Linked DNA regions of Homo sapiens: regions 2, 3 and 4 are each linked to region 1. A link is a loop called in an ENCODE intact Hi-C map of the cell type or tissue named here. Cell type or tissue: endothelial cell of umbilical vein. All regions are shown on one strand. Links, peaks and the distances in the headings refer to the core of each region. The heading gives the core; the rest is flanking DNA.

The links. Hi-C counts contacts between places; a loop is a spot of excess contacts. Peaks named below come from ENCODE experiments on the same cell type or tissue, not always from the same donor. Only the 100,000 strongest peaks of a DNase experiment are listed, where the experiment ranks them.
Region 2: it touches region 1 in a loop (2.5-fold over the local background); 3 of 110 quality-filtered maps call a loop at or near these places.
Region 3: a loop joins it to region 1, with 2.7 times the contacts of the local background. A loop is called at or near these places in 3 of 110 quality-filtered maps.
Region 4: a loop joins it to region 1, with 6 times the contacts of the local background. A loop is called at or near these places in 3 of 110 quality-filtered maps.

The regions. Positions count from the first base shown.
Region 1 is chr4:98,622,469-98,630,558 of GRCh38, reverse strand. The region is part of intron 1 of TSPAN5 (tetraspanin 5); the gene reads left to right. Among named protein-coding and RNA genes, the nearest start is that of TSPAN5, 32 kb to the left of the region's middle. In endothelial cell of umbilical vein, for the core only: no CTCF peak of the experiment used is centred there; DNase peaks (open chromatin) are centred at 2,518, 4,058 and 4,768; H3K27ac peaks cover 3,274 bases.
Region 2 is chr4:98,503,118-98,511,207 of GRCh38, reverse strand. It overlaps TSPAN5 (tetraspanin 5), which reads left to right. Exons shown (of 8, transcript NM_005723.4): 2 at 3,480-3,530. Among named protein-coding and RNA genes, the nearest start is that of TSPAN5, 150 kb to the left of the region's middle. In endothelial cell of umbilical vein, for the core only: a CTCF peak has its summit at 4,290 (motif pointing left); no DNase peak of the experiment used is centred there.
Region 3 is chr4:98,478,547-98,486,636 of GRCh38, reverse strand. TSPAN5 (tetraspanin 5) reads left to right here. Exons shown (of 8, transcript NM_005723.4): 4 at 4,462-4,632; 5 at 7,827-7,952. Among named protein-coding and RNA genes, the nearest start is that of TSPAN5, 180 kb to the left of the region's middle. In endothelial cell of umbilical vein, for the core only: no CTCF peak of the experiment used is centred there; a DNase peak (open chromatin) is centred at 3,256; H3K27ac peaks cover 1,117 bases.
Region 4 is chr4:98,519,315-98,527,404 of GRCh38, reverse strand. All of the region lies in intron 1 of TSPAN5 (tetraspanin 5), which reads left to right. Among named protein-coding and RNA genes, the nearest start is that of TSPAN5, 140 kb to the left of the region's middle. In endothelial cell of umbilical vein, for the core only: no CTCF peak of the experiment used is centred there; DNase peaks (open chromatin) are centred at 2,924, 4,224 and 4,604; H3K27ac peaks cover 3,501 bases.

The DNA of each region.
Region 1 (8,090 bases), core at 2,089-7,088:
TAAGTCATCTTCATTCAATCCAGGGATGTTTAGGGAATATGCGTGCCTCGGATGACAATACAAGATGGATTAAGGTGATTCTTGTGCTTTGAGAGCTCTCAGTCCAATGGAGGAAAAACATATAAATAAATACACACATAAACGAGAAGTGGTGTATAAGTCTAAAGATCAGGTAATGAGGGAATGTTTTAGAGGAGGTGGTGCTGCTGTATGTATTGGAGGCGGGTAGGGATTTGCTGAGCAGAACATGTGCCATGTTGTTTTCTCCATCAGGCCTCATGGCTGGAACAGCTGCAGTGCTTTTCGTTTGGTGCCTCCTCTGCTTTGCCTTTGTCCTGTTCTTGTTCACTTTGAGCACCCTTGCAGCCTACCCTGGGCATAACCCTCCAGGAACTCTGATGCTGTTTAGTAGATACTCAGAGGTTACCACTTAATCCTTGTTGGTTAGTTTTGTTCCCCAACTCGAGCGTGAATTCAGGACAGGGCCCATCTCTGACCACACCAAATGCAGTCAGTGCATATGTTAAGATTTAGGGAAAGCGTTTGGGTTGGTTAGTCGAGTATTTTCATAGATTATTATTACCTGGTTATGTAAGTATGACAAGACAGTTTAACAATGACACAAATATAAGCAGAGGATCTGATTAAAAATACTTTTTTTTGAAAGGGAAGCATAAGTTTGTGGTCAGCAGCAAATAACCCATTTGATCTTCATTCATTTATTCTTCCATTTATTCACTCACTAACAGTCTGTACCTTTGTGAATAGCAACAGTCTTTTTCTTCATTGGTGTTTTTTGAATGCTGGGTTTTTACTGCCCTGGGGATTTTCTTTAAACCTGATAGTTGTTTTGATAAATCATCTGGATACCAGCTTTGAGCTAATTCTTTTCTATTAAGTACCTCTTAGAGTGGCTGACCATAAACCATTTGAGAAATCACTACATTTTATTAATGACTTTTGAGATTTAGCAGCAACTTAAATTAATAATACTGGAGTGTGCTTTGGATAAAAGACCAGGAGACTGCTTCATTCTGCAAACCAGAGCAGAGATGAGAATGTTTGCATTAGGAGAACGTAATTTATCAGCATTTTAGGCTAGTGTGTCGATTGATACAAGGTTGGGCAATAGTGGTAGGCAGTGTTATAAGTGCTGTTTGTATGTATCAGCTCATTTAATCCTCCCAGTAACCCTTTAAGATGTCTGCACTATTATTTTTCACATTATTCTGATGAGGACATCGAGGCACAGAGGGGTTGTGTGACTTGCCTGCAATCTTGGTTGTGTGCTCAGAAATAGTCTTTTTGAGACTGAAGATATTCTGGTTATGTGTAATACACAGTACAACTCAAAGACTGTGAAATAGTTCATAGACAAATTATCCATTCTTTGCCACTTTAGAGTAATTATGCTTATTGTTTCTGTTTCAGGATAATATGTGTGTGTTTATAAGCATTTTTTCCTTTTTATTTAATTGCAGTAACATATACATAAATAACTATGATGGCTAGTTTTGAACTCATTTAAAAACAAGTAAATTTATGCTTTGATAAGCTAAGGTACATTCAAAGCATTCCCATTTCCAAAGCAAAGTGTTTTCAGTTAAAGATTATAGATGTTGCCTTTTGCCAGGGATGCTTGTGAGAATGTCATTTAGAGAAATCTTAAAGTAATTTATCCATAATATTAACTTAGCATGCCTTCTCTCTGCAATGTACAATGTATCATAGGACAATGTATGATACAGCTCAGTTTTGATATATCAGCAAGTTGAGTAGTAATTTTTGTTTGTTTGTTTTAGTTGTTTTAAAAGCTGGTGTTGCAGATTCCTATGCTTAGAAGGACCAGGCAGAAAATAAGCCATTAAGGGTGCTGGGAATGCAATAGGGAGTGATGGGGAGTGTGGTAAAGGGGTCAGCAATGCTTCTGCCATGCCTATCAGGGAGCTGGTTTCCATTAGCTGTTGGTTGACCCAGGAATCTGTACCTGTGTTGCCAGATCTAACCATTTTCCAGGAGAGGCTGGAACTTCATATTTAAAAAATGAGAATTTGTCAACTTTAATAATTTGGAAGAAAATTCAAATTAAACCAATACCAGGCAGTGTGGTGTACCCCACATTACAGAGGAAAGTAGGGGACTTGGGAGGTACATGAGTCAATCTATAGATGCTCCTGTTGTCATGTTAAACTTGTGCTTGCTTTCAGTTGCTGTTAACATTTTGGGTCCACTGTATCTAGACATGTCCTTCAAAAGTTGCATGTAAGTTAATTTTTTTTTCTGTATTTAAAAAATGGCCCCACAAACACTAGTCTAGATGTTGAAAAAAACCCTTATACCTTATTATGGAGACTTCTGATGAGTCCTTTTGTACAGTGAACAATCACTTGCTGTATTTACGTTTGTACTTTTGTGTTTAAAATGGGGAATGGTGTTAGATATTGCATACTGCTTGAGTTAAGGAGGTCGTTAACCAGGAATGCTTTGGATTACTCAGATTATTATTGCACTGGTGTTTGTTGTAATGGAATTTGACCTGTCAGGGGAGCTGTAGATGTTTGGATGAGTGTTCAGTCCTTAATACTGTTATCTAAATTCTAGGCATGTTGCCTGTAACTTCCAGTTTCAAAAAATCTATGTCAATCTGTTCTTTTATAACCTAGTGCTGTTGTTTTTTTCCCTCTTGTTTTATATTTAATCATTCTCTTTGGCTCACAACAGCAGTCCAGTCCAAAGATTTACTTTTTCTATTTTCAACCCCATCATTATTTTTGTGTAAAAAGTATGTTTTGAGTTACAGCAATTCATGGAGATCAAGCTTCTACTCTGTAGGGAGAAGAGAGATGTCATTTACTACAGAGTTTATACACACAAATGTTCTGCTGCATGCTGTGTTCCCACTGAAATCCAGGGGGTTTATTTGCATTTATACTTAAAGAAGAATGACCGTATTTGGCTGACTCTAAGCCAAGATGATACAGGCCCAAAGTTTTTCATGGAGGAATGGGGGAGTAAGGGAAATAGGAACATTTGGAAGAAATAGTTGTTGTTTTTCCCTGTTTTATTCAGTGGGCATTTTATTCACAGATCATTTGATGCATTGCATTTACTCGTGTTATTCTGGTTCCTTTTGTGTTTTTTTTTTCCTTTTGAAACAACTTCACACTTACAGGAAAATGGCAAAAATACTAAAATAAGAACTCCTATAAACCTTCACTGATAAAATCCCTTCAGTTTTCTCCAGTTATCCCAGTAACGTCCTTTATAGCAAAAGGATCCGGTTCAGGATCACTCATACCCAGCTGTCATATCTTTCCAGTCTCCTTCATTCTAGAAGCATTCTTCATTCTTCCTTCATCTTTCATGACACTGACACTTTTAATTACAGGCCAGCTGATGTGTAGAATGTCCTTCCTTTTCTTAGGAGATGTTTTCTGTCCTTCCTTGAAAACCCCACTAGTGTTACCTGCCACGAGGAGAGCTAGGCGCTCTGCCCCCTACCCCAAGCTGGTTGCTCTCTCTTACAATGCTTCATTAATCAAGTACCCTTTTTTGGAGCATTGATGATATTCATTCATCCTTTTAGCCAGTAAATATTTTTTGATGTCTATTACGTGCCAAATGGGATACATTTAAGAACAAAGCAGACCAAAAAAAAAAAAAAAAAAAAAACCTGCTCTCATGAAGCTTACATTTTAGTGGAGGGTAACAGATAACCAACAAGAAAAAATAAGTAAAACAGCAAGTACATTAGATCATTAGATAGTGATAAACGCTAAAGAGGATCGAATCAGGCAGGAAAAGGGATGGGCAGGTTCTTGATAAAGTGGCCAGGGAAGGCCTCCCACACTAGTGATTGTGGAGCAGGAACCCCAAGGAAGGGAAGGAACAGGCTGTGGGGCTAGCTGCAGGAAAGCGGTCCCGGCAGAGGGAGCCTGTAGGGGTGAAGGTTCTGCTGCACCAGGTGGGCCAGGGGTGAGGAGGAGGCGGTCTGGTGGCTGGAGCCAAGCAGGAGGGGAGAGGAGAGTGGTAGGAAATGAGTCAGAAAGGCAGAGCAGGGAGATTATTCTAGGCTTGTTGCCACTGAGGGAGATGAGAAACTCTGGGGGAATTTTGAGCAGAGAAGTTACATGATCTGACTTATGCCTTAAAAATCCTTTTGTTGTTTACGGAATAAGCAGGTATGTAGGGATGGGGTCAAGGTTAGAAGCAGAGAGATCAATTTAAGATCAATTATGGGAGGTTATGATAAGCCCTTTGTGTATCTGTTTGTCCTATTAGCACATAAAGGGGACTCAGTGGTCTTCAACCTTTAGAATACATAAGATGTACCTGGGCTGTTCGTGAGTGATGCAGATTTCTTCACTGGGAAACCAGCATGTACCTGGGCTGTTCGTGAGTGATGCAGATTTCTTCACTGGGAAACCAGCATTCATTAGATCTCACCTGTGTTGTCAACAGCCAGCCCCAGGTGATTCTCATGTGGATGGTCCTTGAACAACATGTTGATGTTGATAAATATAGTAACAAGTGAGGAATGAGTGAATAATTGGTTTATGGAAAATCCTTTAGAGATACTTAGTTATGAAGTGTTTCCACTCATTGCTTTATTTCTCATAAACATAGTACTCAACTTAAAAATATGTGGTAGTATAAATTTTCTCTTAAAACTTACCTGGCACAGAAAGATCTAATAAGCAAAGTGATTTTTTTTTTTCCAAGAGAAGATGTGTATTTGATGAAATAAACATACTACTCTGACATACTATTTTCTTGCTTTTAAACGTGGTTTTCAGAAGGAATGAATAAATGCTACTAATAGGGTTCATTCATAAAGAAGCAATTAAATGTATTCAAGAGGAAATTGGTTTCAGGGAGTAGGTCGGATGAAGCCATTTAAAGATAGTAATAGCAAGTGAGTCGTATTTTAGAGTGGACCAGATCTGGCTTGACATTTCATTGCACCAGAGGTTCACAGGAAGGAAGGGGTTTGGCCCTCTGGCCCTGGAAATATGTAAAGGGCAAAACATAACAGACTTTTGTTTTTTCTCTTTGGTGAAGTAACGTCAATCTTGCATGGGTAATCTTGAGTTGAACATGAAAATAAGTCTTACCTTGATTAACTGGGTAAAATCTTGGTCAGTTTCATGGGCTTTGGAACCAAAGTGGCTCCAAATTCTGCTCGGAACTATCAGTGTGACTGGGCAACTCACATCACCTTCATTTCCTTATAAGCGGGAAATAATACCTGCTTCACAAGCTCATTGTAAGGATTGAGAGTTAATCCATTTATGTCTGAGGTTGCAATTTTTTGAATTTTTGCAATCAGACCTTGGCAACCACCTTGAGCAGAAGGGTATAAAAAACTCCCACATGCTTAGCGTTCCAGTAATGGAACACTAGGCATAAATAACTACTGCCCATAGGGCTCTTACAGAATTGTCTGGTGTATTATAAGCACTCAACAATTATTAGCTTTTTCTCCTCCTCCCTTTCCTATTATTGTTGTTGTTATTATCATTATTATGTTTCAGTGCTTTCAAATCGTATTTTGCCTTTTGGAATCCTACAAATTTTCAATGATGGTTTTTTTGGGATTGGTTGTGTCTAAAAATACGTTCATTAATGCCTCTCTGTATAGGAGGAATCTAAAGTCTTAAGTGTGGCGTTAGTCTTGTGTATTTATGATCACTTCCTGGAAGTAGGCTGCCATCACTTATGTAACATTGACTTTCTTTCCCTCTATCAAAGAGAAGCTCAGACTTGCTTCAGGGAAGTATGTTGAGAATTAATGAATAAGTTAATGTTTGTGGCTCTACCCCATTAACTACTAATTAATGTAAGTTACTGCTCTTATAGTTCTCCAAGTACTATCGTCATACTGATTCTCTGAACTAGGGACAGGGACATTGAGAAGACTTTTTCTTATGTACTGTGGGGAAGCAGTGTTTTGTAAAATTTTTGCTCTTGCTTTTACAACAGAGTATCACTCCGTATCTAAAATTTTACACCTCCTCTACAAAACAAACAAACAAAAAACACAGAAAAACCCAACCTAGATTAAATCAAGTAACTTCTTATGGAGCTCTTAGTAATGAAATGTTACTTATGTTAATACGTATTTTTTTTTCCTCTGGGAAACCATTACTTTCATTCTTGACTTTATCTCCTCATCATTATGCTGCACTTAGTCTGTACTTGGCAATAATGTTCTAAAAGCTCTCATAACAGTTCCATGAAGGCATAGTGTGGTAGAGGCAGTCCTAGCGTTGTGGTTTGTTTTTTTTTTTAAAGGTTTGTATTTCAATTCTGTGTTTCTAAAGGTAAGATTTGGATCTTCTGCCCCTGAACTTTTGTCTGTAAAACAGGGATGGTAATAACTTCTATTTGGGTTTTTGTAAGGCTTTGGAATAACATATATGTCAAATACCAGGCCTGAATACCAGCAAATGTGGCTGATTGTGACTAATGCAATGATTTTATTACTTTTTTTCAATATGATTCAATTTGGTAATATAATTAGAACCAATTTCATAGTTTCATATAAAGCAAAAGAAGGTATTTATAGGGTCCTAACATCAATCATATTTCCACCTGACATAGGCTTACCTTAAATAACTAATATCCAAACTTACTCTGGGAGGACACCTCTTCTGTAAATGGATAAAATTGAACTTTTCAAAGTACGTGAATACAGAGGAAACATGGAATTGTATATATGTATGTGTGCATGTGTTGTTTTCAAATAAAGTAACTCACTGTAATGAATTACAGTGAATTTTAAATTTCCCAATTTTGTATTAATGTTGAAAGCCACCAAAGGAGTAAGGGATGGGTTGTATCTCAAAAAGGCCACCGGCCTGAGCTAAAACTGTTTCCTATACTCTTCTAAAGGCAATGTTTATTTAATCCCAAGAGTCCTTTGTTCTCATGATTACAAAGTTAAAATTTAATTATTTGCATTGTAGACTTGAAAGGATTAGCTACACTCGTGATTGATATGTAAAGAGAGTTTTATAATCTCTGGAACTATGGCTTTTGAGGAACAAAATAATTTAAGCTATAATTTTGAAGTGGGACAGAGGATATTATTACAGGTTTATTCATAGGATTCTCATCTTTTGATTGGACTCTAATTAAATACCTTCTTGTCAGCAGGGAGGGTGTGTGGAGGAATTATGATTCTCCTGCTTTAATCGTTGTTGATTTCTTAGTGATACTTTGAAGTGGCATCCAACTGTCTTCTCCAGCTTTCAGACCCTTTGATGAAACAATAGAAACTTGTTAAGTACATGACCAGATTCTTTTCATGCAGTTCCCTTGGGGGAGGTCTATTTTAAATTAGATAGGTTTGATGTCCAGTCTGAAAAGCATTTATTCACCAGTTCTGATAACAGGTCAAGTAGTTTAACCTCTTACACATAAGACTAAGGGAATTAAAACCTTTCCTTTCCACCACCACTACCCTCCCCTCCCCTAAAAAAGGAAAGGAATTTTAAAAAGGAAAAATGTAGAAAGAAGTAAAATGGTGTTTATCCTTTTTTGTTAAAATGTCACAATTTAGACCATTTACAAATCTGTTTCTTATTACAAAATGATGAGTCTCTTTTGTCTTTGCTCAGTCTCCTTCCTCTTAGTCCACCAATATTATAATTTTGTTAAATTCTGCTTATCACACTCCTTCCTGCAGACACGTTTTCTTCTGTCCCACCACTCATTTTCAGAGCTCCTAAAAGTTCAGAAGCCCCTCTTTTCTATACTTTGCACTTTCTCTCATGGAATCTCTTCCATGCCCATGACCTGCTGAGTCTCAAAGTTTAACTCCAGAGCTGACTGACCTCATTTTTAAGCCTCAGACTGACTGTCCTACCTGACATGTCCTCTTGAATGTTTTAAAAGTCATGTCAGACCCATCGGTTCAAAACTGAACTCATGTTCTCTCATGAATGCTGGTTTCTATGACTTTTTTTCTAAGCACAACTCAATATCTCATTTGCTTGAAGCCCTCCAGAGAACCCTCAGACATTGCTGATGGGAATGAAAATGGCGCAACCACTGTGGAAAGTGTTTTGGTGGACCCCCAAAAAAGT
Region 2 (8,090 bases), core at 1,559-6,558, 120 kb after region 1:
TCAAAATTTGGGTTGACAAACATTTGTACTGTACATTTGCATATATTGCCATGTGGGAAGATGCCTCAGATAAGATGCCTCAGATATATTTTTTTCCATTTCAAAAGAGTAAAGGGTTGACTTTAAGACTTCTCAGCTATTTCCTGCAAGTGGGCCTCCCTGGGTTTCAGAATGAGGTCAGTTTCGTGGTTTATGGTTGTCTTTTCTTTGGGAGGTGGGAAGGGGAAACTGAATGTGCCTCAAGTATTGCATGCCTGTCTCTGTTTTTTGGCTCTTCTCTGTTTAATTATTGGGAACTGGAACAACTTGATTTTAAAACAAAACATATGGTCTGAGAATAATTGGGAGGACATTTGCTAGTGATGTAGCACTGAAGGTATGTATCAAGTTGAGGCCCAGGCTTGCACCACTTGCTTGCTTAGGTATTGAGTGTTTCCCTTAACTTCAAATTGTGTTCTTTCCCAGTTCTTAAACCCTTGTTTGGAAAGTCACAGTCAAAGCAGGAAATATGGGAGCAAGATTATAAAGGAAATTGTCTGTGAGTCTTCTTTAAATCCCTACTTTTTTTCTCTCTCCTCTTTATGGAAAACCATTGGTTTCCAAGCTATTTATATGGCTCGTGAATGAAAAAAGTTGTCTCAAAGTGCCAAGAGGAGAGACGAAAACTTTATTTAAAAAGGAGAATGTGGACCCACCATTGAATTTCTCTGTTCTTTTGCTTAACTCCATTGTGGACACCAAAGTGGGGAATTTCTGTTCCACAGCCAGTTCTTATGTGAAGGCAAGGTTTTTATCTCTCTTTACCTTTTCCACACCCCTTTGCTTGCTGGGGGAGGAATATATGATATGCTGATCATGTACCATGTAATTCCAGCCTGAATGCCTCAACTTTTTATATCATGGGAGCAAAGGGGAATTTATCAGGACTGCTAAGAACATGTATTTCTCTTGTTCAAGTCTCTGCTCCTCTGCTTAGAAGCTATGTGCCTCTGAGCAAGTTATTTAAACTCTCTAAACCTCATTTTCCTCTTTCCTAAAAAGGGGATAATAAGAGCGCCTATTTCAGAGTAAAATTGTTGTGAAGCTTTAAAGAGACATTGCACACAAAGCACTAAGCATGATGCCTGGAAAGTAATAAAAACAAATCTTAGCGATCAAGCAGAGGCCTTCGGCAGGAACATGTCCACACCATCAGCAGCAGGAGGGACAGTGAATACTGCGTCAGGGAAAATAACCAAACATTTGTCCATGAGGAGCTTCAGCATTGGAAAGTCAGCCATTTCACTGGGTTGTGTTTGATGTCAATGGGTTGAAGTCAAAGCCTTAACTCTGTGCTTCTGTGCTTCCTAGGTCTCATGGGAGCCTGTACACTCACTTGTCAGTGGTCGTTCTCTTTTGCCCAGCACCTATAAATATGAGAGTAACATGCTGAATTGTTTTACTTTTGTGCTACAGAGTCCTAAGTACCTTTGAGTCTTTTGGAGATTCACTTGTTTTGGATCTGAAATGTAAAATGAAATAGCTCTCTGACCAGGGCTGAGCACGGTTTTTCAGTTGGGATAGTAAAACGAGAAATCTTTCTGAACACTTTCCAAGGAGTCCCCTATAAGAGCAAGGGGTAGGAAGAAAGGGGTCTTCAGTTCTTGCCAAATCAAGGACATGATTTTCTGTATAGGGCTCAGAATGTATTGTGTGTTGTCTTGCTTCAATGTCAGATGAGTGTCGAGAGCTTCGGGAAGGTCTGCTTTTTAAAAACACCACTATGTTTTCGGAGCAGCTAATTGTCTTTTGTCAGTCCCCTTTTCTTTCTGCTCCTGCCATCTGTCCAAGTCCCGTTTGGATTTATTAGTGATTGCTTACAAAGTATCAGGAACTCCCTGCTGAGAACAGTGAAGCCCTTGCCCAGTGGGCAGGTCTCGGATTTCCCTGGAACTGTAAAAAATAACCACTCTCACTCATTTTTTTCTCTGCATACCCCTCTCAGTGGACCACTTTCCTCACATTAACTTAATCAAGATGTTAGTAAAATAAACGGTGTGCTGCCATCACACTGAAACTTCTTGTCTCTTTTCAGTGTTTGGAAAGGAAATTGAGAGTTGCTATTGATAATAAAGATGAAGCATATCTTTACTCATGGCCAATTACACACAGTCCTGATCATTGGATTTTTAGTGGGTGGACAGCTCTGTACAATGTGTCATCAAGTCTGTGTCGCCCCAGTTACAAAACACTCCATTGTTTTCTATATCAAGGGGGAAAAAATTATGAGATACCATGGATTTTAAGATACATCCCAATTTCAGATGTGTTCAAATGTGGGGAAAATATATGTATCTTATAGCAGATGGAATACAGTGAGAATTAATTAAAATGGAAAGCCCTAGTCCGGGAGTGGTGGCTCACACCTATAATCTCAGCATTTTGAGAGGCCGAGGCGGGAGGATTGCTTGAGCCCAGTAGTGTGAGACTAGCCTGGGCAATATAGTGAGGCCTTGTCTCTACAAATAATTGAAAAATTAGCCAGGCATGGTGGCATGCGCCTATGGTCCCAGCTACTTGGAAGGCTGAGGCAGGAGGCTCGGTTAAGCCTGGGTAGTTGAGGCTGCAGTGAACTGTGATTGAGCCACTGCACTCCAGCCTGTGTGAGAGAGTAAAACCCCATCTCAAAAAAAAAAAAAAAAAAAAGAAAAACAGTAAAATGGAAAGCCCTCCTGGTTATCACCTGTTCCTCTCCTGGCATTCCCCCAGTCCTCAACACAGCTAATTGACAGAACGGTGAGATTTGTGGGTATGTATGAGATGTGCCTCTGCCTTAGGGCTGAATGCGTAACTCAGTCCCATGTGTTGTATACTCTGTGTATGCATGAAGTTGTGGAACTGAGTCAAAACCAAGAAGGGTGGTGGGAGGTCCTCTGAACTAAAATTTACACAATCGAAGTTTCTGAAAACAGAACTTAGGAATTTTCTTTGGGTTACATTGATAAGATTCTTGTTACCTTTGGAAGGCATGATCAAAGAGGGACATCCAAGGCTCTACATGCCCCTCGCTGACCTGGCCCATTTGTAATGGCTCAATACTGAAGAGAAGATCCCAGTTCCTCTAAGTTAATGCCTCTGCTTATCCATTTTCTAGTGACCACAGGCCTCAGATCCATGGGGAATCCGTTTCCTCCCCTACCCTAAAAGGCAGCATATTAAATGTTATTGATAATTTCAGTGTACTCAGGATTCTACCTAATTATTACTCTTCATAATCTGAATGACTTCTAACCAACTGTGTGTCTCCAGCCCTTCTTAATGCTGTAAAAATTTTAAGTAGGGGGATTATGGTATTTATTTTCCTGGTAAAGATAAGTGCTCACACTTTAGGAAAAGCTATTTCCCAGCCAGGTAAAGTGACAAAAGAATTGATTGAAAAGTTTCTTCTTTATATTAGCGGCATTTTCCCTTATATTTACACTGCTTTCTTTCTTTTTCAGTTTTTGGGAATAACATTTCTTGGAATTGGACTGTGGGCATGGAATGAAAAAGTAAGTTGAATATCATGACAATGCACACATCGTGGTTGTTAGAGGCTGCACATCATATTATGTATTATCCCCCTTTCTCTTTGACAACCACAGAGTATAAACATGGCTCTTTAACAAGAAAAAGTGTTGGTGGAAGATTAATGTCATACTCTCAAAGACACTTTAGGAATTGTGCCTAAATTGATGACTGCATCAAAATAATTACTGAAGTAACAATACACGTGCTCAACAGAGAATATACCTTGGAATTTGATCAGTTAGCCAAAGATCGATGTTCCTATGGGATATTTTCTCACTCAGGCACAAGAATTCCAGTAATGATTATAAATATCACTAAACCACCTGTAGCCTTTTTTTCTCTTCTGCTTTTTTTCTTCAACTCTTTGGAAGATAACTCAAGATAAAAACGATTTTTTTTAGTGTGTTATGTGGTAAACAACTATTAGCATGTGGATTGAAGGAAGTGGGATATAACTTCATGTTTGAGTATCAAATACACTCATCATTAATGTAAATAATGGGAATGTTTGGCTGCTGGTGGCAAGTATTAAGAAATATTCAGTTTATGATCAAATACAGTATAATAAAAGGAAAATCTGGAAATACAGAGTAATCTATGTGACAGTGAAGATACAATGTTCTGGGCAGTTTCTGCTCTAAGCAACGCACTCATGCAGACACCCCCTGTGTCCACACCTCTCCTTCCCATCGCACCTTCTAATTTTTCTCTACAGCTCCCCCTACTGAGGCCACCAGTGGAATTCAACAGTGAATATAAACACCCGCCCCCTCCTCCCAGCTTTTTTCCTTCCTTCTTTGCAAGTGAAATCACCTGCAGCATTTCATCTATCCTTGTATCTGGCTATACACAAAAGCTTTATTATCTCCCACGTAAGGACAAGGGGATGTATAGAATGGTTAAAAGCTGCCATAAACTAAAATCTAGCTTAAAATTTCCCAGAAGACCATTCTTTGATCCCGTAGGTGTTTCACCCTCTAGCCTGACCCTGGCCTGAAGCTGAGAGTTCCTTTGAAGTGGTAAATGCATTAAGAAAGGAGAGAAAAACTGGGAAGGTCCAGTCAACAAAAGCCCCTCAGAGGCCAGTAGGCATTTCCACAACTAAAACAATGTTCAGACAGACCATATAAAACAAAACTCAAAGCAAATCCTGAGTTTTGCAAATGAACCATCCTGTATTTATTTACAAAATTCTTCTACAGAATGTAAAATGTTTTATGGAAAACAAACTACTTTTTAGCAACAAGAGTAACTGAGGCTACCTGGAGTTTTGAGGCAGGGCAGTGATTATGTATGAGGGGAGACAAATTAAGTTCCCAAAACAGAGATAATTTCATCTCTAGAAACTTTTACATTGAATATCGGTTGATCTTGTCTTGGATTATGGTTAACTTTTGCCTCAAGCCTATTGTGAACTTGGAAATTTGTGGAATCTGGGAAGTTGGTTAGATGCCAGATAACACAGCTTTTTATAACTCCTTTAATAAGAGTCCATTTCTATCTGCTTTGAAAAAATGCTGGAAGGCATTAAATGAACTAATTATCTGTTCTAGCAATAAACAGCAGTTGGTAATTTTGAAGTTTTTTAATTTTCTCTTTATGAAATATAATTATCTTTTTGTTTCATCAGTTGCCTCAAATGTCTCTTCTCTGATAAAATCACAAACTTCTAAAACTGGCAGTGTCATACAAATATCAGAGCAAGGGGTTGATGCGGTCTTTAGGGAGGGATGAAATAGCAGTTCCTTTTTTGTAAGGGCCACCATCAAGATTTCTCTTGAGATCCGAAGTTAACCTGGCCAAGGTCACCCAGCTCCATGTAGCAGAACTCCATAAGCAGGGAACAAATAGAGGCAGCAGAGGGTGAAGCGGGTGTTAGCCGTGCACCAGCCCAGTTTGGTGAGTGCTGGCCATGTGTCTGGGGCCTGAGTGTGGGGAATACGACAATGAGGGATGCAGAGTCCATGCCTCATGGAGCTTGCATTCTGGTGGGTCACCAATGAGAAGCAGTTACTGCCCAAGTATGTTTGTCCAGATACTGGTAAGTTCTGGCAGGAAACATCAAGTTAGAGAGTGGTGGGAAAAGGAGTCTCTTTTAGATGAAGTAGTTGCCAACAGCCTCTCTAAGGAGGTGGCATGGGAGCAGAGACCTGGATGAAGGAAGAAGGATCTGCAGGGTATGGGGGAAGAACATTCTAGGAAGAGGGAAGAGCAAGTGCAGTGGCCCTGAGGCAGGGACTTTGGTGACTCCAGGGAACAACAAGAAGGCCAGTAGGCCTAGAAGGGAGAAAGCAAGGACAAGAAGAGGTGGGTTGTGTTGCCAGGTAGAGGCCAGACTGGGCAGAGTCCTGCAAGAAGTTTGGATATATTCTAGGTACAAGGGGAAGCCACTGGAGCATTTTGAAAAGTCTAATATGACTTTTTTTTTAAGATCACTCTGGTTGCTGGGTGGGAAAAGAGCACAGCTTTGTGGCTTTGCTATGGACTGAATATTTGTGTCTCCCCACCCTGCCAAATTCATATGCTGAGGCCCTCATCCCCAATGTAATGATATTTGGAGGTGAAGCTTTGGCGGGGAGGTAATTAGGTCATGAGGGCAGAGCCATCATGAATAGGGTTATTAATGCCCTTCTGATAACAGAAGAGACAAGAGAGATTATTTCTCTGTCTGCCAGGTAAGGACATAGCCAGGAAGAAAGCCCTCACTGGACACCAAATCTTGGCGCCTTGATCATGGACTTCCCAGCATCCAGAACTATGAGAAGTAGATGTTTGTTGTTTAAGTCACCCAGTTTATGATCAGTGTTATACAGCCGACTAAGACAGGGGTAAACAGACCTGAGTTCAAATACTGGCTCCTCCAGTATTTGACATGTGTGGAATACACACATCTCATCTGTGTGATGTTGGCCAACTGAGTTAACTTCTCTGAGATGCCATTTCCTTGTTTGGCAATAGGTATACTGTTCTCACCTTATAGAATTGTTGTGAAGATTAAATGAGACCTCCCTCAGCACAGTGTCTGCTCTAAGGCAGATGCCCACTGGAGACATGGCTCCCTCCCCTGGACACATGACCATAGGCTGTCCACTCTTAATATGGGGCAAGAGCACAAAGGTAGTTTTGAAAGGCAGCCTCAAATTTTAGGAGAGTTTCAGGCTCCAATCCATGGACCAGAGAATTGGGTTTGTTTTGTGGTCTCTTGAGGAGGATGTGAAGTGTGTTGATCTCCTTGGTAACTGCAGAGACTGCTCTCTCAAAGCCCTTTGGGTTAATTTCTGAGTTCGGCCAGGCCTCTGCTGGAGTAAGTTTTCAAGGTGAACCCCAGCCTGGTAGACAGTGTGGTGAACACTGCACCTGCTGAGCTGACACCATCAGCCCATGAATCAGTACATCCCCTAGACCCAGATGTGGCGACATTTACTTGTAAGAGGCCTGGAGGGTAAATCCCCAAACTGGATCATAGCTGGAAGGATGAGATTTCCACTGGAAGAAACACATTTTCTTAGCAGATAGGACTTTCAGCATATTCATGTGAAGTACAGAAGCATTGAAAGCAAAAATGATTACCCCATACTTAATATCAGTCTGAGTTTTAAACCTAGGGCTAATATTGCAGTTCAACATTAGACATAATAATTTAAAGAATTCATTTTGTCTGAGTTTTAAATCAACTGTAAAAATGCAAAGGATGAGTGTCTCCAAGGGAAGCTGATTTATGTGCAATTGTTCAGAGATCATAGGATCTGCTGTTTGGAAGGAACATTAACAATTATGTGACATGAATCACCTCCACAACACCCTTGACAACATCCAGTGACAGTCAACTCATTCATTCAGATAACATTTATTGAGCACATAGCATGGGCAGGGCTTGTGCTGAATTCTAGGGAAATGTGGATGAAGTGACCTAGTTTCAGTCTTCATGGAGTTTATCCAGTTGTAGGAAGGGTGTGTGCATATACCTAAAATAATACACTGCAATAAATGCTACTTAGGGGTGTATATATGTTTAATGGTTCCCACAGCAAAGTGCTCAGCATTTCTGTCTCTTTAGGTTGCCCTTCCTGTTGGAAAGACCTTCATTCCACCGAATTAGAATCATGTCCCACTAGTTTTCACTCATTGATTCTGGATCTACCCTGTTGGATCCCACAGAATAAGTCTTTCCACATGTTAGCCCGGGAGGTATGTCAGGGTGAGGGCCTGGTTCCTTCTGAGTTTCCAGGCTAAACATCTGCTTCTCTCTAGGTGGTCCTCACAGGATGTGGGCTGGAGCCCCTTGTCCATTTTGTTGGTGCTCATCTGGCCCCGCTCTGGTGTCTTTTCTGCACCATGGAGAGGAAGCTTTAGGGGCTGTAGAGAGTGTGGCTGGATTGCGTCCTTTCTCCCCTCATCAATCTAGCTTGGGATCCACTGTAGATCACGGTGTCTGCAGCTCACTGAGAGTCCCAAGTAGGTTGCAGACCCAACTGGTTACCCCATCCACCTCACCTATGGCTGATTTTCATAGGCAGTTGCAGGATTCCACAATGACACAG
Region 3 (8,090 bases), core at 1,273-6,272, 140 kb after region 1:
ACTGGCCAAAGTAGGGCCCAGGTCATTATTTTCTTTTGAGAGAGCTCTCTAGCCCTGATTCCCAGTTGTGCCTCCTTAATAAGTACAACACCACCCCCACCACCCCACCATGCCATCCATGGAGGTTTTGTGCATATATATCACAGACTTGGATTCCATTCCCTAAGATATCTTTAGGACTAAGGTAGGTATATATATATATTTTCTTCTAAGTGATTCCTTCCCACCGTTTTAATGCACATAGTAAGTGGGGAGCTGTGCAGGCTGTTGGTTTGGAGAAACCAGGCAAAAGCACAGTGACTGTGGCCTGTCCAGATTAAATCTGTTAAGCAGTAGGTTTTGCTAAATATGGAGAAACAGTAAAAGGTAAAGCTTCTTTGTCCTTAGCTGGTACAAAGTTCTCCTTTGTAATTTTTAGATGTGGTGCGGTTGGCGTGATCACTGTCTGAGTGAATGTTTGTAGAGGAGAGGTTTCACCAGGGGGTTCACTGGTATTTAAAGTTAAAATAGAGAATGAAAAGTGAAAGCCTTTGCGTTGGAGACTCGTTTCAAAGGAGAAGAAAATGGCATGTGCCGTTTATGTATCTTATATAGGGTTGTTGAATGTAGCCAAATGTGCCTGTCAGCATGGAGCTTGGCACTCTGATGGGCGTCTGAATCATAGCTCTCTATACGAAGCATCCATTCCCCTTTCTAAGAACAGAGAAAGGATCCAAAGCACCCACCTTCATTTGCTGAGGAAGGATGGGGATGGTGGAGATTTCTAGAGAACAGTTGTAGTGTAATATTTCCTGTTACCACAGTTATTCCCAACTTTTGTTGACACATCATCATCCAGGGACATTCTCATTAAAAAAAAAAAAAAAAAAAAAAAGCATATCCAAGAAGTAGCCCAATAGTCATGTAATGTGTGATTCTCTTCCCCAGCATTTCTGCCACATCATCCTCCAGCGTCTTTTCTTAAACATCCCTGAGAAGAGGGTACACGGTGTGCCCCACCCAGGGCAGCCCATTTCTGAGCAGCTCTGTCTCGGAGAAGTTTTTGGAGGCTATTTAACCTGAAAATTAGCATGACTTATTCTAACAAGGAGAACCGAGGGGTACCTGGTCTTACAGATAAGTTCACAAGCAGCTGGTTCTCTCTTGTGGATACATGGGACCACAGTGGCTGTAGCTAGTTTCCTAAGACTCCATCTGCCTTATCTGCCAGATCCTTCCTTTGCCACACACACACACACAGTGTCTCTCTCTCTCTCCCTCCCTCTCTCATACACACACAACCAAATGCTTCATTCTTCACCTAGTCAGAAACCTGGGGAGCCCCCAGGAGAGCTCTGTCCCTGATTGCCACCTGCCAACCTGCCAGTCTTCTTGGCTTGAGGCATCTCAGTGCTCCAGTGCTCAGCTCACCTTGCCAGCTTTCCTGTAGCCTGATTGGGTCCTGGTCATACTCATCTGTTGCCACTATTTCATCAGTTTCGGCCTCCATGCCCCAAAATGTGGGATCCTTTTTTTTTTTTTTTTAGATGGAGTTTCACTCTTGTTGCCCAGGCTGGAGTGCAATGGTGTGATCTCGGCTCACTGCAACCTCTGCCTCCTGGATTCAAGCGATTCTCCTGCCTCAGCCTCCCGGGTAGCTGGGATTACAGGAGCCTACCACCGTGCCTGGCTAATTTTTTCATTTTTAGTAGAGATGGGGTTTCACCATGTTGGCCAGGCTGGTCTCAAACTCCCGACCTCAGGTGATCCACCCGCCTCAGCCTCCCAAAGTGCTGGGATTACAGGCGTGAGCCACCATACCTGGCTGGGATCCTCTGAATTGTATTTTTTTTTTTTAAGTAAAGATGGGGTTTCACCATGTTGGCCAGGCTGGTCTTGAACTCCGGACCTCAAGTGATCCACCTTGCTCAGCCTCCCAGAATGCTGGGATTACAGGCATGAGCCACTGCACCTGCTCAGTCCCCTTAATTGTGATTTACTTTAATATAGTTTCATTTATAGTGGTGGCCCCTTTAATATAGTTTATCATTTCTTACAGTTGAAGAGTCCAGTGTTAACTGAACAGGCAGAAAACTACACATTTCTCTAAATCAGCACCTTAATTTATAAAGTCTCATGTTGGAAATGAAGAGAATTGTGTTGTTTCTTGGCTTTTAAGACTTGGAAAATATCTTAAATGGCCTCTCTCCATTTAGGACAAACAATAAAAACTTGCCTGGAATAATCTTCGAACAGAAGGTATGAGATAAGTAGTAAGTAAACGTCCACAGGACTCCAAATAGCTCTAAAGATCTGATTCCCCTAGGAGACTTGCTGAGGGAAAATCTAGGAACTAAGATACTGCAAAATGGAAATAGACCTTCTTGGTTGACCGAGGCTCTAGGGTGAAGCCTGTGAGTCAGTGTCTGCACCTTTGGAAATAGAGGAAATTAGCTCAACAGGGCTTGGGGCATGTAGGTATCTGCCAAATATTTTATATGAATTGAATTTGGACTCAATTTTTGGTATGTATAATATGTAACATGAAGAGAAAATTTACCAGGGGAACTGGAAAATGCACTTAACTTTTATGGAGGTGAGAACAAAAACTGAATTAAAATCTTTCCCTGACTTGGTGTTTCCTGTGTATGCTCATGCATGCTAGCTATAATTTTGTCATTTCTGTACTGTGATAATTCATAATTCATATTTACATGCTTAAGGTGGGGCCTAATACAGGGCAGGGCGTTATTTACACTGTAGGGTAGGCATTGAGCAGAAGTGGTGTGATATTTTTTCTGTTCATTTTTCTAGATTGGGGAAAGTTTAAATTGAAATTATTGGCATCACTGATGATAATTAAGAACTGTTTAAATTCCATTTCTGGCGAATTCCTGAAGGATATATAATCAGGAACTCTAGGGAAACCTGAAGGGCTGAGCTGGAGGGTCTAGAATTGGGGCCTTAACCTGGGAGTCCAAAAACTTTGCCAAACACTTATTTCCACCTTCCACTCCTCCTCCCGTGCCCACCCTCACAGAGCAGTACTTGGCACCCTAGACAAATACTGCCAGATCTACAGACATCTAATGTCTGCAGATACCCACTCCCTGCCTAGCCTCCCTAATCACATAAGACTGGGACATCTTCGAAGGCAAGGATACCCCTTGTTCTTACTCATCCTTGTTTCTGCAAAGCCCACCTACCTCAGGGCCTGACTCATTGTGGGTCATTCAGTAGATGTTTGCTGAATGAATAAACATTGTTTGTCTTTTGTTCTTTTAATGAGTAACTGCTGTTTCCTTTGCACCCCTCCCCAATACATTTTTCTCTTGGCTGGCAGCTCCTTGTCTGCTTGCTGAAGATAGAACCGCAGACCACCTGAGCACCCCCTGCCTCCTCAGCTGCTCACTGTTCTTCTGCATGTGGCCTTCAGGACCTCTGCCCAGCAGTTGTGGCCCATGTCACCCTCTCTGCTGTTGTCACCAGAAATTTACCCGCACTGTACCCTCTGGTCCTTCACAGCTCATTTCTCATAATCTATTTTAACAACAAAGTTTGAGAAGGTTAAGAATACAGGATGGTAGGAGGTGGAAAAAACAGTGGGCGTGAGCAGTAAGTCGATATGACTAAGCTGAGACTCTTCTGAGTCTTCTAGATGGAAGGGGAATTTCTCCAGAGTTACGGGCAGTTACCACGTTGCCTCATGGTCTTGAGCCCCTCTTTTAAAACCCCTGTTGTCTACATTAAGCGGAAGTCTCCCCTTGGCTGCATTTTGATGTCACTTAAAATGTTGCTGGGGCCCATGCTTCCTAGAGGAAGGCAAGCACAGCTAGCATTCCCAGGAAAGCCCTCAACTCAGGGGTTTCATTTTGTTTTTATGATGGGAAATAACTTTCATTTCGCGGTCACTGCCCACCCCACTACTTCCTCTTTGACCCCTTCATCTAAGATGAACACATCTGTTATTTTACCCTGTATAGCAGGTGCAAAAGAGAATTAAAATGGTGTCTGAATCCATAAAAGGAATATATTGCATAGAGAATCAAGGCCACAGTAACAAGTGACAGGCGATCTTAAAATATTGGAATAATCTATCTTTCAAGTTACAGAAGCTTACTAGAGATAGGGGCAGGTCATTGTTACAAGCATCTGGCAGTACATTAATCATGAGAAATTAATTAGGCCTTAATGTGGGTCTAATGAGAAATCCTTATTATCCATGTTTGCTTATGGGCTTTGTTGGTTAATTATCAAATGGAACACTAGAGACCCTAAAATGTGATTATAAAATGATTTTTAAAAGTCCTTTCTTGGAGTGTAATATTCTATTAATGAATCAGCAGAAACTGAAGATTATCTGCTTTGGAGATGTGTAACAATCCAATGTAATTACAAACCTGTTTAGAGAGGAACCATTTAGCTATATATGATCAAAATAGCCCTTATAACTGTTCTCTGTGTATGTGTCTTTTATCTTAGTTTTCTGTGTTCCTGGGAATTATTTTCTTCCTGGAGCTCACTGCCGGAGTTCTAGCATTTGTTTTCAAAGACTGGATCAAAGACCAGCTGTATTTCTTTATAAACAACAACATCAGAGCATATCGGGATGACATTGATTTGCAAAACCTCATAGACTTCACCCAGGAATATGTAAGTTTAAAGTGGTTTGTTTTCAAGTTGAAAGTTCTCTGAACGATGACCCCAGTGAATTTCATCCCTCCTGGTTTCTGCATCTGCCAGCTGGAAACTACCTGACTATTCTGCATGGGTGTTTGTTTGTTTGTTTATTATTTTCCGACTTGCTCTGTGACTTACAGGATTTGTATTCTAAATGGAAATTTCCTATTTTCACTTGTTTCAACTTCTGTTAAGTTAGAGGAACAAAGAAGAAAATGCTTGAGCAAAACGTTATAATCATGGCTGTCCTTTCCTATTTGCATTTGAGGAACATTGTTTTGCTCCGGGTTTAAAGTTTTCTTTGGTTATTAAATATGGATTCTTTCTTATCCCTTGCCCCCTTTTTTGGTAATCCTTGATATTTCACAGCTCATAATAATCTACTTATCAACAGAATAATTTGCCACAAAGTTCCTAAAATGTGCCTATCCAAATATTATTATTGCACATGCAGTTAAAAGCAAAAGCTTAGAAACTCCTAAGTCCTAGTGGCTTCTAACAAGTGAAGAATCTGTGCAGTGGAATCCGGGCCACTCTCTCCTATCCCTGAGCATTGGAGTCCAGGCCACTCCCTCCCGTCTCTGAGCATGCCTGTGAAATGGCTCTTTCAGTGCCAGCAAAGCAGCAGATGTCCCGTTTCACTCAGAATGCAAGGGACCAAAAGACACAGGTCTAGTGCCAAAATCTGATAAGGGACCCTGGGCTCACAGGACCTTGACCTATTTCCCCAATAGCAAAATGGAAATAATACTAGCTACTGTCTAACTCACAGGGATATTATGACACTAATGAGACATACATGTTTTTATATTAGGCTAAGGTGTTAGGGTCCTACAAACTTGCAGGTCTTTATATACCTGCACTGAAAAGTCGGGTAGGCTGAGCTTGGACTTGGACAGCGGTGTCTGTGGCATTCATGTATATGGCAGGACCGGAGGGCAAGCAGAAGCCCAGTGAACGGTAGCCTTCTTGGGGTTGGATAGTTGTCTGCCTGTGATGAAGGGAGGCAGCAGCCATGTTGACACTCTTTATGAGGGAGGCCATCCCCTTCCTTAGGCACTCAGGACTGAGCAGGGTTATGTGGTTTTGTTCAGTGGCAGCAACATTTCGTCCTGGAGTAAGCTGCCCCTTAAGTGGGAAATTAAGCCCTGATTCATGTCCTCAGCCGACTTCACTGTTTTATTAGGTCCTAATGGGTGCAGGCTCCCTAATAATCCCTTTCCTGGCATTATTCCTGACTAGTTTGCATGACACATTGATGGAGCTTTGTGGACACACCTCGAAATGCATGACCCAAGCCCTGGAAGGACCATGTTGTCTTGGGATGCTGTGTGCTTTAAACGGAAATACTACAGTTTCATGTGATTTTCTTTTTGCATCATGGAATGTAATGTTTAGAAGTAGCTGTTGGTCCGGAAGGTCTTCAAATGGTTGAGACTTGATATTTATTTAACTCAGAGAAGTAGAGAAAGTGCATCCCAGGGAAGTGAGGAAGGGGCTTGTGTAGTAGCCTTTGACTCCGGCCCCATTTAAGAACCACTGAATTTAACCGCTTGTTTTAATATATTTTAATTGGAAGACTGACTTTTTAAAGTTGAAAATGTAAAACACATGCACTTGTTTTTAAACAAACTCAGAGTAGAAACAAATATGATGAAAAGTTAACCTCTAAAATTTTTGGTGGTAATGGATATATCAACTATATATCCATTGATTGTGGTGACATTTTTGTGATGTATACAGATGTCAAAATTTATCAAATTGTATACTTTAAAATGTGCAATTTATTGTATGTCAGTTATACCTCCATTATTGCGGGATCTGGCCAGCAGCCTGCAATGCAACAGGGATCTCTCTGTTCCCAGGCGGATCGGCAGGTCGAGAAATAATAGACACACACAAGATAGTGAAAGCTGGGTCCAGGGGGGTCACCGCCTTCTGGTCACGCAGTGCCAACAATGCACTGGATATACCAGAATTTATTATTAAGTTTAGTGAGGGTGGGGGTAGGTTAGTGAGGGATTTAGGTCATTTGATTATGAGGTGAGATGGTCACATGGGGATGAAGTAATTCTTTAACATAACATCTGTATGCAAAAGTACAGTATACAGGGATAAGAATTTACAATATAGTGTGTGCTTCAGTAATTTCTAACAGAGCCTTAAAACAGAAACACAGTCTTTCCACAACCTATGATTAGCAAGATATTAGTCAGCAGTAACAGTTGCAGCAAAAGCCAGTTACAAACAATCCATAGAAACAGGACGTGAAGCTACACAACCAGTTAGACCAGAAATTCTCAGAAGGGAGTATGCCTTAACCCTAAAGAGGTCTAGAAGAGCCGTGGCAAGATGAGGGCATTTATAGCCCTGTCTTATACATATGGACAGGTGCCCCTCATGTGTCTGTTTATAGGCTCTCCACAAAGGTCGCATTCTATTCCCAGAGCTATGAACATCTGCTTTTCTGGGATAGGAATCTTGGTGATGTGAAACCTCCCTGACTGCACGTCCATTCATAGGCTCTCTGCAGGGGGAAGCACATCACGCACTGTTGGCTCATTCTGGCAGTCCAACCTGGCATTGTCTTTACACAATCCTGCATGCAATTTTGTATTTCCAGTAATCAGGAGCATTTCATCTTTTATTCCATAGCAATAGTTTCAGGGGGTCTCCCTGCGCTCCATAAAACAAAACAGATCTTTAAAAAAACTATTAGAATGTAGAGATCAAAACTTTGAAAAAGTAAGCTATAGTTAGCCCACCCATAACCCCAGTTGCCTCCTTCAGTCACTACCACTGTCGTTAGTGTCTTATTTACCCTTCTAGAATGTTCTTGTTTCTCCTTCTAGAATGACGTGCCCAAGCCAAACAGATCTTGTTCTAACTGAGCCCTGCTGTACAGCTGCTCTGCCCTTCTTCCACCTAACACCACAGGTCTCATCAGTTGTTTAAATCACGTGCCAACACATCCCTACAAACCTTCAGCCCTAATTAATTTGGAAGATTTTATATGGGCCATTTAGGTTCAGTTTGGCTTAAAAATAAAGTCTAGGACAGAAAAGAAGGTCAGAGCTGGCAGAAGCTGGTGTCGTTCGGCGGGTGTGAGTGTAGGTGACTGCTTGCCTCCAAGTTGGGATGTTCTAATTCTTTCCTGTTTGCTCTAGTGGCAGTGCTGTGGGGCTTTTGGAGCTGATGATTGGAACCTAAATATTTACTTCAATTGCACAGATTCCAATGCAAGTCGAGAGCGATGTGGCGTTCCATTCTCCTGCTGCACTAAAGATCCCGCAGTAAGTGAATGCCAGCGAACTATTGGCCTACTCTGTACATCATGCCGAGAGTGTGCATGGGACGAGCAGAGTGATTTTTTGGTTGAACCCTCTTCTTACCTGGTTACTCGTATTTGTAGCTCCTGTAGGGGGTTATGG
Region 4 (8,090 bases), core at 1,693-6,692, 100 kb after region 1:
CCTAGAATTTGGAGTGTATTTAAATTGATTTTATATCTAAATTGAGTGATCAAAAGAAACCTCTCTAATGATATAGTTGTCTAATGTCTATTCAGTGTAACTCTTTGAAGGTGCAAGATTAATATTCCTAAAGCCCAGCTCTGATCATTTCATAATTTTCTTTTGTGTCCTTTTTAACATTATGAGCTTTGGATTCAAAAGACCTGGCTTCATTTTATGGGCTGGTTATATAACCTGTCTGATTCTCACTTGCCTCCTCTATAATGGAGGTAATAATACCCAACTCAAAGAGTGGTGGTTACAATTAAGTGAGATCATGTGTGTGAGATACTAAGCACAGTCGATGTCAATAAAGCTTTAAAAAGGCAAAAAACAGTACAAAATCCAGATTCTTTGATGCTATGTTTTAGATGCTGCCTTGGAATCACCTCATAACTGAGTTCTTATTTTCCAGCCAAATACAAAACCTCACTCTTCATTTTTCATGAAGCAGAACAACCAATACAATTTACATGAGGCTAAAAAGCTTCATGAAATAGTACTTTATCTTGCCACATGCTATAGCATTCTATTCCATTTCATTGAGGAAGAAAATGGCCATTAAACTGTGATATCAAGCAAGTTGCAACCTGTTTAAAAAACAGTGGTCTAGAAGGCCTTCCATCTCCATTTCTTAGAATTCTATCCTCCACCCCCCTTGAGACCTGTACCCCCTCATGAAATCTTCCCTCATCTTGGCATCTGGTGGCCTTCTCTGAACTTATTTTTTCTCAGTCTCATTTATGGCATTTACTGCAAATTGGCATTTAGGTTCATTATTGATTCATAACTTATCTCTATGGTGAGATGATAAGTACCATCAGGGCATGAACTCCATTGTGCCATCATTTATCAACCTGTGAACATAGCAAGATGTCCTGCCCACTGAAGCCCTCAGAGGTATTTGTTAGGAAATTGCCTGGTGTCTTGGATGCTTCCTTACCTTTGTGCTGACATTTGAAAGCCGTAGAATTAGAGTTTGTGTGTTTACCCTTGGGAGCGGGTTGCCTCTCGCCATGACTACTATCTAGTTCAGATGTTTTCACCTGGCCTGCCTTGGATTTCTTGTGTATGTGAAAAAGAATGACATTAGGTTGAGATTGGTATTCTGGCTTCTAAATGGAGATTCTCAATTTTCCTGTTTCCTGACTTGACTTTGTTGGGCCTCAGAGGTTCCTTTCAGTTCTAACGGTGTTTGAGCAAAAATCAGCCTCCTTTCTGATGAGACCCAGCCTGATATCTTTAAACCTTGGACCTTTGCAGCATGTAACAGTTAATGATTTTAGCCTATGAGACCTGCACTTTATAGCCTAGGACACCTTTGATGTTTCTGTGTATGTACACGGTGATCTGTAGATTCTATATGTGAGTATATTTATATGCAGTATTTTATTCATATAGAGCCTTTCATCTACAATGAGAAAATAGTATACAGACAAGAATGGAATACTTATATCTTAATTATACAGATACAGTAAGTCCTCACTTAAGATCATCTATTTGGAAACTGTGACTTTAAGCAAAATGACATGTATGTATAAGAAATCTAATTTTACCATAGGCTACTTGATACAGACAAAAGTTGAAGTTGCTAGGACATATTTCTGGTCACAAAAACATCAGCAAACTAAGTAAAGATTCAAAACACTTTTAATATTAAACATTGAAATAAATGTGAGCTATATATACAGAACTCAGGAGGTGGAGGTTGCAGTGAGCCGAGATCTCACCACTGCACTCCAGCCTGGGGGACAGAGCAAGACTCTGTCTCGAAAACAAGAGAAAGGATTAATAAAAACAAAATAATTATTTACTCAATGATTCCATGATTTTAGTTCAGGGTTGAGAGTGGCTGGAGTCTGTCCTGGCATATCAGGGCACAAGGCAGGGACCCACCCTAGACAGGACACCATTCCATCACACATCCACACTCACTCAGACAGGGACCGTGTGGACACTTCAGTTCGGTTCACCTAATGCACACATCTTTGGGATGTGGGAGGAAACCAGAGTACCCAAAGAAAACCCATGCAGACGTGGGGCAAATGTGCAAACTCTGCACAATGGCCCCGGCCTCTCATCAATGTTACTGAAGGAAACGACATTGAACAAAATGACATTTCTCGAAGACCTGCTGTACACCACATCTCACATTTGGAGCCCAGTTTTGAGAACCTAGTGATAAGATTTTAGGAAGAGCAGGACCCATTTTATGTTTACACAAATTACCTACTCAAGGGTCAACCTCATTTAAAGGAACTGATTTAATTTAGGAAAGCTGTTTCTTTCCCTTTTAAATCTAATTTAAGAAGCTTGACTGAAATAGTAATAGATACCAGAGAAGTGACTGTGCAGCTACGTAAACTAACAGACCTGGCCATAGAAACATCTCTCTTGGGACAATACCTTGATAAAATACATATCAGAAATATCTAGGAAATTATAGATAAAAAACAGATCATTAACAATTTAATGACACACAGTAAAAAGATTTTTAAAAACATAACTGCATAGTAAAGTCTGGGAAAAGTTACTGACTGGTACACAGGTGTAGGCAGTAAATCTATTCATAGTCAGATTTTTCTCTTTTGAGCATTGAACAGTTAATAGGGACTTATGAAATGAGTTTTGTTAATTCAGTACTCAGAATTCTCAGACAAGCTTCCTTATTTAGATTCTTTCCCATCTAGTCTGCCATTTACCAGAGCTAAAGTGTGTGTCAAAGGAAGCAGGATTTATCTTAAAGGAGATTTGGAGGAAATCTTCCTTCAATATTTAAGTGTTTGACAAAGTCATGCTCACATGGACGTCAGTTTTAAGAGGAGGAAGTTTAAAATCAGGTGGCTTATTTACGTTACTGGCTGAAAGCCTGTCTGATAGGATTGACATGGAGCACTAATTAATCACCTAGGGTCTCCTCATTTACTAATCATATTGCACAAAACTTCCCTGCTGACTGAGGCTCAAGGGCAAACTGTGGGCTTCCAGCCAGCTTATTTTTCATAAGCATTATGCTACCACTGTAAATTAATGTGAACCTAATATATTCTGTCAGCGGTTTACTTTCCCATGGCGACCCTCTCTGGTTAAACAGCTTTAAATGAAATCTTGTATCAAAAATGAAAAGAAGTTTCTTGCAAAAGGAAAAAAGGATTTTAGGTCCTCTTTGCAATCTTTTTTCCCCATAGTATATGCTATTTCGGTTCTGATACAAATCTGCTAGATTAACTGAATAATGCACAGATGATGTGATAGTTTCTTTTTGTTATCTGAAAAGTGACCTTATATTGTGCTTAGGTAAGAGACTTTTTAATTACACTTTTAATGGCAATAATAGTGTGTTTATTGAGTGCCTACTATACATAAAACACATACCTTAACTCATTGATCCTCATATCAATGCTATGTGAATGCTAGGCAATAGTCTGTATTTATGGGAGAGAAAATTGAGAGTGTCAGCTTGCCCAGGCCACATCCATTAAATGCTGGGGCCCAGATTTGAACCAAGGTTTGTCATCAGAGGTCAGGCTCATTTGGCTGTGTCACTATTTATAATTTGTATGGTCCCTTTATACTTTCTGTTTTAACTTCAGGAAATTAGCAGTCCTCTTAATTTTTAAAGATAAAAGCTGGGCACGGTGGCTTATGCCTGTAATCCCAGCACTTTGGGAGGCCGAGGCAGGTGGATCACTTGAGGCCAAGAGTTCATGTTGACCAGCCTGGCCAACATGGCGAAACCTTGTCTCTACTAAAAAATACAAAAATTAGCCAGGTGTGGTGGTGCACACCTGTAATCCCAGCTATTCAAGAGGCTGAGGCAAAAGAATCACTTGAACCCGGGAGGCAGAGGTTGCAGTGAGCCGAGCACGCGCCTCTGCACTCCAGCCTGGGCAACAGACGGAGACTCTGTCTCAAAAAAAAACCATAATTTTTATTTCCATGTTGATTTTTTAATATTCATCTGAATTAGTAAATCATTTTAGAAGCTTGCTGATCTCTAGCACATGCTTTTATATCTTCAACTCACTTTAATGTCATGCCACTTTTATTCAGAGAACAAAAAGTTATGGATGTCTTTAAACCAGAGGAAATAAGGGACGCTTATTCACATCCCTCATGCTGTTGTTCATCAGGAGACTCTTCCAAACAATTCTAACAGAAAAGGAAAATTCCAGAGTGCACACACATGGATAGTTTCCAAGGCAGTGCTTGTTGAGAACCCAGCCTTCTCTCCTGAAGCTGTGAATAGTTTGTCTTATATGTAAATTAATTTCCAAGAGTCTGTGCATTAAAGTCTTATATAAAAGAACATATAAAAGAATGATTTGTCAAAACCCATTTTCCTTGTAAAAAATACCTAACTAAGGAGAGAGGATGATATTCGGTGGCTTCTGTGGGCTCTGTGTTAAGCCAGTACTTTACTTCTTAGTATGCAGTGCTGATGTTCTTGGTTGAAAGGAATCCATTCCATTTCTTTTTATAGTATCATGAAAAGTTGGAAAGAGGAAAAACTGAGCTGAACATACAGAATAAATAACTAAATGGTGTCGTCAGGCTGCCCTTTTGTTTTCAGACATCCCCCCTCCTTCCTCCTTTGTGAGTCACTGAGCCAGTAAGATGGATCAAAGATGCCTCAGTGTATAGAACATTTTATGTGGAGGTTATTTGTCATCCACAACAAAGGACTAATTGCCTCTGTGCCTTCTTTCACATGATAATCAATGGATTGGGATCTCCTGATTATGCCCCATGCATCCTGCATTCATCTCTCAAGATGTTTTAGGTTTTGATTGAATTTATAAAGCATCAGAAAGATGACGTCAGTTCAGTGCAACTATTAAGGGGATTTTAAACATGGGTATGGAAATATGAAAACAGAGCTTGAAGTGAAGGCACCTGTCATCATTCTTTTTGTAAATGGTTGATTTGATCGGAGGTATAACTTCTATGATAGCTATTAAGAAGGGTCCTGGCATTTTTAAGATGGAGCGTTTATTTCAAAAGGCCCACCAGGAGAAAATTCACTTCCTGTTTCAGCGTGGACTTGAGGTTCTCAGAGATGACTTCTTGGATGACTTTGTTGCTAATGTTATCAATCAGGTTTCATTTTAAAGAAGCTTTCTGAATTCTAACAAGAAGTCAGTGTACTCTGAGTATAGTTTTCTGTAGTGGATTTGCCTAATGTGGGGGTTGGGCACATAGGCCACGGGAGCGTGTAAGTGTAGGAAACACCATTCAGCTCATTCTGTACAATGTCTGAAGCTTTGAAGTTACATTCTCCTGGCATTTCAATTATTTCAAAGGCAAGATGTTTACTAAAATGTACCTGAAACATGGAGTTATTTCTTAGGAACTTTTAATATTTACAGTTAAATTAGAACACTTTAAAATGAAAGAATGATATATTGACTGTAGCACAGACATCTGTTTAATAACAGTCACTTTTCCTCTCTTTAAATGTATAAATGTCCTGTGTTTCTTAGAAAAGAAAGATTTCATCAGTGAAACAAACAAAAAAAACAGAACCCACAAAAACAAAATAAAATTCAAAAACACACACAGATATATAGGCATAGAGAGAGCATTTGTGATAAGTGTTTTAAAAATAGCTATTAATATCTCAGCAGCCTCCTCAGCTCTGATGGTGCTGACATCCCACAGGGCAAGCTGAAGCAAGCCAGGGGGCTGGAGAACAATCTAAGACACCAAACTCTTCTGTGGAACAATAACACTGAGTGTCAAGGACTGTGAAGGGTCTGAGATTTCACCCTGCATGCCAGCAAACAAGTTATCCTGCCACAGTGTCACAAATCCTGGCAGAAGGCATCACACTGCTGGGGCAGACACATAGGACTTTATTAATCACAGCAATGCCAGGAACCAGAGGATCAATATTTTTGTACACTTTCCCTGAGCCCTAATTCTTACAGGGTGGTGCAGAGAGGGCCAGGTGATACATAGTGAGTTGTATTCTAGGAGAGGAACCCTGAACTTAGGGAACTCCGATCTTTTATAATGGGCAGTAAGTCTCCCTGACCCTTGCTCTGTAAAGAAACACTGAATCTTTCAAGGCTATCTGCTGTTCAAATTTTCTTGAAAAGATAGTAACGAAGGACTCACTTGTAATGTCAGTGCCTTGCTGATAAGGTGGCTCACACCTGTAATCTCAGTGCTTTGGGAAGCCGAGGCAGGTGGATCACGAAGTCAGGAGTTCAAGACCCGCCTGACCAACATGGTGAAACCCTGTCTCTACTAAAAATACAAAAATTAGCCAGGCGTGGTGGCACGCACCTGTAATCCCAGCTACTCAGGAGGCTGAGGCAGGAGAATCGCTTGAACCGGGGAGGTGGAGGTTGCAGTGAGCCGAGATTGCGCCACTGCACTCCAGCCTGGGCGACAGAGCGAGACTCTATCCCCCCCACCCTGCCCCCCAAAAAAGTGTAGATGTGAGAATTGTCTCCCCACACAAACTCTTCTGGAAATAGGCACCAGATAAGTACCGATTCCATGAATGGCTAATCTGTGCTGCCTTCTAAAGGCAGTGCAGGTACCAGATGACACAGCCATAACTGCAGCGTTATATCTCTGTTATTTTAAGAAATGGATAAAAGGTGGTATTTTAATTTATCCTGTATCTATGCAACATATTCTTTTCCAAATGTCTTCCCTGTGTTTGACAGTCACAGTCTTGTGACATTGCAGCAGGTGTTATTACCCATTTACACTTGAGGAGACTATCATTCAGTGACTTGACCAAGGTCACACACAGTTACTCTGCAGCTCGCCACTACACCTGGGGGCTCCTGACTCCCCGTCTGATGGTCTTTGGAACACATTGTGTAACACTGCCTCCCTTTTGTCTCCTACGTAAGGTAACGGATATTTCCAGATATTACAGAGGTGCCCCCAGGCCAGTCCTGAGTTCCTTTTTGGCAGTTTCCGTGCCTCCCAACTCATCTTACCTAGCCACACAATGCCCAGTGTCTGGTGGTCATGCTGGACTCATTTGAGTTGAGGGAAGTTACTTTTTTAATGCTTTCTTGTTGCTCTATGTTTTAATTTTCACTTAACGGAACACAAACAGTCTCCACTGTTGCCACCCCTTTGCTTAGTAGAGCTGGCCCCTTCCCCTACTTAATGTGTAATTGCTCTATGGGCTTTGGTGGCACCTCTTTCTTGGTTTCCTGCTGCCCTTTTATCTAATTCTTCTGAATCTCCCCTTTTGGTCCCCTCTGTACACTGCCCCATACATCTTCATGCTCTCTAAGACAATGCCTTGATCCTCTTTCCTCCAGACTATATGTAGCCTTAATGATAACCACAGTCAGTTATTTATTGAGCCAGGCATATGCCAGGCACCTTTTCATGTGCCACACACTTTAAGCACGTTATTTGAGCACATGCGTTATCTCATTTAGTCTTCCCAATGACCCCACGAGATAGATTCCACTTGTCTCTGTGTTTTGTAGAGGAAGAAGTAGAGGACTGACAAGTTAAATTACTTGTCTGAGGTCACACAGCCAGTAATGGTGGAACCTGAATGCTAAGCTAAGTTTGACTCTAGAGCCAACTGCTGTCCAGCCCCCAGATTTCCTTGTGCAAGAGTCAGAATCTTTCCACATCAGTGTCTGACATCTGTCTTGGTAATAACGCCTAAAACTGAAATCTAAAACTGATATTTCTCTCCAAATATTCTCCACTTCTAGTATTCCTAACTTTGTAAATGACACCAAAAGCCTGCCAAGTTGTTTAAGCTAAAAACTGGGACGTTTTCTTAGACTGCACTCTTTTCTTCACCTCCCAGGACATTCCCCTTCATCCATTCATTTTTTTCCTTGCCTTTCCTCTTGTTTTTCCTTTCCTTTCCTTTCTAACAGACTCACTGTCTCACTCAGGCTAGAATGCAGTGACGTGATCATACCTCAATGTAACCTTGAACTCCTGGGCTCAAGCGATCCTCCCACTCAGCCTCCCAAGTAGCTGTGACCACAGACACATACCACCATGCCCGGCTAATCTTTTTAATTTTATTTTCATATTTATTTTTTATA